Regions from separate parts of the Homo sapiens genome. Here region 1 is linked to region 2. Evidence: read pairs that join two places in POLR2A ChIA-PET (ENCODE). Cell type or tissue: PC-9. All regions are shown on one strand. Links, peaks and the distances in the headings refer to the core of each region. The heading gives the core; the rest is flanking DNA.

Region 1 (2,908 bases), core at 131-2,630, 130 kb after region 2:
TTTCTCCATCACGTTTGAAGGACATTTTCACTGGATATACTATTCTTGGGTAAAGGTCTTTTCCTTCAGCACTTTAAATATGTCGTGCCACTCTCTCCTGGCCTGTAAGGTTTCCATTGAGAAGTCTGCTGCCAAACGTATTGGAACTCCATTATAAGTTATTTGTTTTTGCTCTCGTTGCTTTTGAGGTTCTTTCTTTATCTTTGACCTTTGGGAGTTTGATTATAACCTTATTGAATATCGATGTTAATATTTTTCTCCAGGTTTGGGAAATTCCCTAATATTATCCCTTTGAATAATCTTCCTGCCCCTCTTTCTCTACCTCTTCTTTAAGGCCAATAACTCTTAGATTTGCTCTTTCAAGGCTATTTTCTAGATCCTATAAGCAGGCTTCATTGGTTTTATTCTTTGCTTTTTTCTCTCCTCTGACTGGGTGTTTTTCAAATAGCCTGTCTTCAGGCTCAATAATTCTTCCTTCTGCTTAATTAGTTCCACTATTAAGTGACTCTGATGCATTTTTTCAGCATGTTAATTGCATTTTCAACTCTAGAATTTCTGCTTGATTCTTTTTATTTCAGTCTCTGTTAAATTTATCTGACAGAATTCTGAATTCCTTCTGTCTGTCATCTTGAATTTCTTTGAGTTTCCTCAAAACAGCTATCTTGAATTCTTTTTTTTTTTTTTTTTCTTTTGAGACAGAGTCTTGTTCCGTCACCCAGGCTGGAGTGCAATGGCGTGATCTCGGCTCACTGTAACCTCCACCTCCCGGGTTCAAGCAATTCTCGTGCCTCAGCCTCCCAAGTAGCTGCAATTACAGACATGCATCACTATGCCTGGCTAATTTTTTAGTATTTTTAGTAGATACAGGGTTTCACCACGTTGGCCAGGCTAGTCTCGAACTCCTGGCCTTACGTGATCCTCCTGCCACAGCCTCCCAAAGCGCTGGGATTACAGGCATGAGCCACTGTGCCCAGCCAGCTATTTTGAATTCTCTGTCTGAAAGGTCACATGTCTCTGTTTGTCCAGCATTGGTCCCTCCTGACTTACTTACTTTGTTTGGTGAGGTCATATTTTCCTGGATGATGCTTGTAGATGTTCGTTAGTGTCTGAGCATTGAAGAGTTAGGTATTTACTGTAGTCTTCACAGTCTGGGCTTGTTTGTGTCCGTCCTTCTTGAAAAGGCTTTCTAAAGGACTTGGGCCTCAAGCCCAATATCACTGTGGTTTTTGCAGACTCAAAGTACTCCCTTGGTAGTCTCAGATTAGATCTGGAATTCTCTGGATTACCAGACAGACTCTTGTTCTTTTCCCTTTCTCTCAAAGAAACAGTGTCTCTCCCTCTCCCTCTCCCTCTTCCCCTCCCCCTCCTTCCTTCTCTCCCCACACCCCGTCCCTTGAGCTACCTGGAACTGGGGTGTGGTGACACAAGCACTCTTGTGGCTACCACCACTGGGGCTGTGCTGGGTCATGCCTGTCGTAACTGCTCACTTGCTACCACCTATGCTCACTCAAGGCCCTAGGGCTCCACAATCAGCAGGTGGCAAAGTGAGACAGGTTTGTGTCCTTCCCTTCAGGGTAGTGAGTTCCTCCAGGCCCTGGTGAGTCCAGAGATGCTGTCTGAGAACCAGGGATTGGAGTCAAAAACCTTAGAAATTTGCCTGATGTTCTATTCTGCTGTGACTAAGCTGAGACTCAAACCACAATATAAAATCCTTCCTGCTTTTCCTTCCCCTTTCCACAGGCAGAGGGGCCTCCCTGTGGACACCAACACCCAGCCACTATTGGGGGTGGGGGTAGTTCTGCCAGGCCACCTCCAATGTACACTTAAAGCCCATGGGCTCTTCATTTTAGTCAGCTGGTGGGGAATGCTGTCCGGCCTGGGATCACCCTTCAGGGCACTGGGCTCCCCTCTGGCCCAAGGCAGGTCCAGAAATTCTGTTCAGGAACTGAGGCCTGAACCTGGGGACCCCAAAAGCCTGCTTATTCCTCCACCCCACTGTGGCTGAGCAGTAACTAAGGTGCAAAACAACAACATCCCTTTACTTTTCCATCTTTTTAAACAGAAGAAGCCTTTCACCATAGCCACCTATAGCTGGGAATGTGCTTGGGAATGTGCTGGGTCACACTGTAGTCAGCACATCTCAGAGCCCAAGGCCCATGGTGTACTACTACCCAGGCATTGCTGCTGGTTACTCGGGGCCCATGGGCTCTTTAGTCAGCAGCTGATGAATCTTGCAGGGACTGGGTCCTTCCTTTAAGGCAGCAGGTTCTGTTTTGTCCAGATGGTGTCTAGAAATGTGTATAGGAGCTAGGGCCTGGAATGGGGGCCTCACGACTCTGCCTGGTGCCCTGTCCTACTGTGGCTGAGCAGGTATCCAAGATGCAAGACAAAGTCCTCTTTACTCTTCACTTTCCATCCCTTAAGCAGAAGGAAGGAGACATTTTTGCCCCTGAGCTGTACTGCCTAGGTTTGGGAGAGGGGTGGTGCAATCACTCCTTTAGCCACCCTGGGTGTCTCCCTAGGTCACATGCCACCCGAAGTCCTCTGGCTCTGAGTCCAGCCCAGCACTAGGAGTTGTTTAGGAGTTGAAGTCCTTGTGTACCTAGGCTGTCTTCTAAGTTTACGTAGGTCCTCAGAGCACTTCAGCCCATGGTCATGAGGCTTGTTGAGAAACTCAAGTTCCAACCGATAGGATAGGTGATTACCCTCTGGCTAGGTCTGGTACAGATTCTCCCTCCCTACACAGGTACTGGCTGACCCCAGCATGGATTTATTCTCTGCTGTCACAGGGCAGCACTAAGTTCAATGTAAAGTCCCCTGGTCACTGTGATGTTCTTCCTCCATATGCACAGACTCTGGCACTGCAAGGCCTCTGCCAGGGGATGGGAGAGGGGTGGCATCAGCGATT
Region 2 (2,908 bases), core at 253-2,752:
CAGATGTCCCAAGTGTTCACTCTATTTCATTATTTTAGTTTCTTTTCAGTTCTTAGCATATACAAAAGGCCTTCCCTTACCACCATCATCACTTTTTGTTCTCTGATCTTGATTTACTCTCCTTGTAACATTCATCATTCTATACTAGCATATCTGTTTATTTATTTATTTCTTTTTTTTTTTTTAGATGGAATCTCGCTCTGTTGCCCAGGCTGGAGTGCAGTGGCACAATCTTGGCTCACTGCAACCTCCATCTCCCGGGTTCAAGCGATTCTCCTGCCTCAGCCTTCTGAGTAGTTGGGATTACAGGTGCCTGCCACCACGCCTGACTAATTTTTGTATTTTTAGTAGAGACGGGGTTTCACCATGTTGGCCAGGCTGGTCTCAAACTCCTGACATCAGGTGATCTACCCACCTCTGCCTCCCAAAGTGCTGGGATTACAGGCGTGAGCCACCGAGCCCGGCCCCAGGTGTCCTTTTCTCTTAGCACTAAGCCAACCATGTCAGCTAGGAGGAGAGACAAACCAAGGTGAGTTAAACATGTTGACTGTTTCAAGGGATTGAGTAGGACTTAGATAAAGTGGTGAGGGGGTCCCCTTCTTTCTCTGTGTATTTCTCTTTATTCTATTATTCTGTTTCTGTGTCCCTTAATCTGTGTATACTGTATACTGCTCTAAGTGTTTTCTGGGTGACTCTATGTTTACTTAAAATTGAAAGGTGGATACCATCTGTAGGAGTTTCCTAAGGCTCCTGTAACAAATTACAACAAATTGGGTAGCTTCAAACAATTCATTCTCTCACAGTTCTACAGGCCAGAAGCTTGAAAGCAAGGTGTCAGTAGGGTTAGTCCTGGAGTCTCTGGGGGACAATCCATCCCATGCCAGTGGTTGCTGGCAACCCCTGGCACTCCTTGGTTTGTAGCTGCATAAGTCCCATCTCTGCGTCTCCCTTCACAGGGCTGCCCCCTTTTCTCTGTGTCTTTCTTCTTCTGTCTCTTATAAGGACACATGTCATTAGACTTAGGGTCCATCCTAATCTCAGGATAATCTCATCTTGAGATCTTCAGCTTAATTATATCTGCAAACACACTTTTTCCAAATAAGGTCATATTCGCAGGTTCTGGGTGGGCATGTCTTTTGGGGGGCCACCATTCAACCCACTACATCATCTTAGAGGCAAGAGGGTGAGGTAGGAATGAGTCAGATTTGCTTTTTCAGGCTGTGTCCCTTTCCGTCTCCTTCTGTTCTTTCCATCTTCCCTCCCCCTCCCCACCCCAGCTGCTTTTCAGGGCTGGGAAGAAGGAGTGAGGGTTGAGGCAGAACCTTCTGTGGATGCTTGCTGACAATTTTTCTAGCTAGTCCTAGTGAGATGGTCAGCACAGGCCATTCCCCCTTGGTTTCCCGGTCTGCCTTGGGCAGTGGCTTATGTGGCTCTGCCCACACTCTGCCTATTTGCACATTTGCACCTGGACTCTGATCTCCTGAACCTGACCTGCCAAACCTGTTTCCACCCAACCTGAAGGACTCAGGGAACCTGCTTCTTTCCCTGGGGCCAGGGTTTGGCTTATTCCTTAGATTGGCTGGGCTCTGGGGTGATGGTAACACCAGAAGTGGCTATTTCCAGCTCAGAGCTCCCTCCTAAACACCAGGCCTTTTCATCCAACTGTTTCCCAAAGAGAAGACATCTACCTGGATATTTCCAAAGGCACCTCGAACACAACCCTTCCAGCACAGAACCTGTCCACTATCCTCTTCCCCAACTTGCCTTTCCTCCTGTATGCTTTACTCACTGATCTCTACTTACAGCTCCCCATAAGCCTTGTCACCACCCTTTCACCTCGTGCCTCCCTAGAGTCACCAGATCGGATCTTGCCTCCTACATCTCTCTAAAACCATCTACTTATCATAACCCACTGCCTCTACCCTAGGCCAGACCACCACCCCTTCTCACCAACCTCCCAACTGATCTGGTCTGGAATCTCCACCCTTTCTAATCCACTCTCTGTACTGCAGTCTGAATCATCTATACAAACACCTTACTCCCTGTAACATTCCTTCAACACTTCCCATTGATTCTTTTTCTTGACCCTACAACCTCCACCTCCCAGGTTTAAGCGATTCTCCTGTCTCAGCCTCCCAAGTAGCTGGGATTACAGGCGCGCGCCACCATGCCTGGCTAATTTTTGTATTTTTAATAGAGACGGGGTTTTGCCATGCTGGCCAGGCTGGTCTCAAACTACTGACTTCAGGTGATTCGCCTGCCTTAGCTTCCCAAAGTGCTGAGCGTGAGCCACTGCACGGACCAACCATTTATTTTTATTTATTTTTTTGAGACGAAGTCTCACTTTTCGCCCAGGCTGGAGTGTGGTGGTGCCATCTCAGCTCACTGCAAGCTCCACCTCCCGGGTTCATGCCATTATCCTGCCTCAGCCTCCTGAGTAGCTGGGACTACAGGTGCCCGCCACCACACCCAGCTAATGTTTTGTATTTTTAGTGGATATGGGATTTCGCCATGTTAGCCAGGACGGTCTCGATCTCCTGACGTCATGATCTGCCCACCTCGGCCTCCCAAAGTGCTGGGATTACAGGTGTCAGCCACCATGCCCGGCCTGGACCAAACATTCCTTCCTTCCTTCCTTCCTTCCTTCCTTCCTTCCTTCCTTCCTTCCTTCCTTCCTTTCTTTTTTGATGGAGTTTCGCTCTTGTTGCCCAGGCTGGAGTGCAATGGCGCGATCTCGGCTCACTGCAACCTCCGCCTCCCAGGTTTAAGCCATTCTCCCGCCTCAGCCTCCAGAGTAGCTGGAATTACAGGCGTGTGCCACCACGCCCAGTTAATTTTTTGTATTTTTAGTAGAGATGGCGTTTCACTATGTTGGCCAGGCTGGTCTTGAACTCCTGACCTCAGGTGA

What was found. ChIA-PET counts read pairs that join two places held together with the same protein. Peaks named below come from ENCODE experiments on the same cell type or tissue, not always from the same donor. Only the 100,000 strongest peaks of a DNase experiment are listed, where the experiment ranks them.
Region 1: POLR2A ChIA-PET joins it to region 2 with 5 read pairs; 3 of 35 experiments call an interaction of 5 or more read pairs at or near these places.

Annotation. Positions count from the first base shown.
Region 1 is chr2:42,691,751-42,694,658 of GRCh38, forward strand. All of the region lies in intron 9 of MTA3 (metastasis associated 1 family member 3), which reads left to right. Among named protein-coding and RNA genes, the nearest start is that of OXER1, 71 kb to the right of the region's middle. In PC-9, for the core only: no CTCF peak of the experiment used is centred there; no DNase peak of the experiment used is centred there.
Region 2 is chr2:42,561,157-42,564,064 of GRCh38, forward strand. It overlaps a transcript of MTA3 not described here. Among named protein-coding and RNA genes, the nearest start is that of MTA3, 6.0 kb to the right of the region's middle. In PC-9, for the core only: no CTCF peak of the experiment used is centred there; a DNase peak (open chromatin) is centred at 1,515; H3K4me3 peaks cover 841 bases; H3K27ac peaks cover 2,500 bases.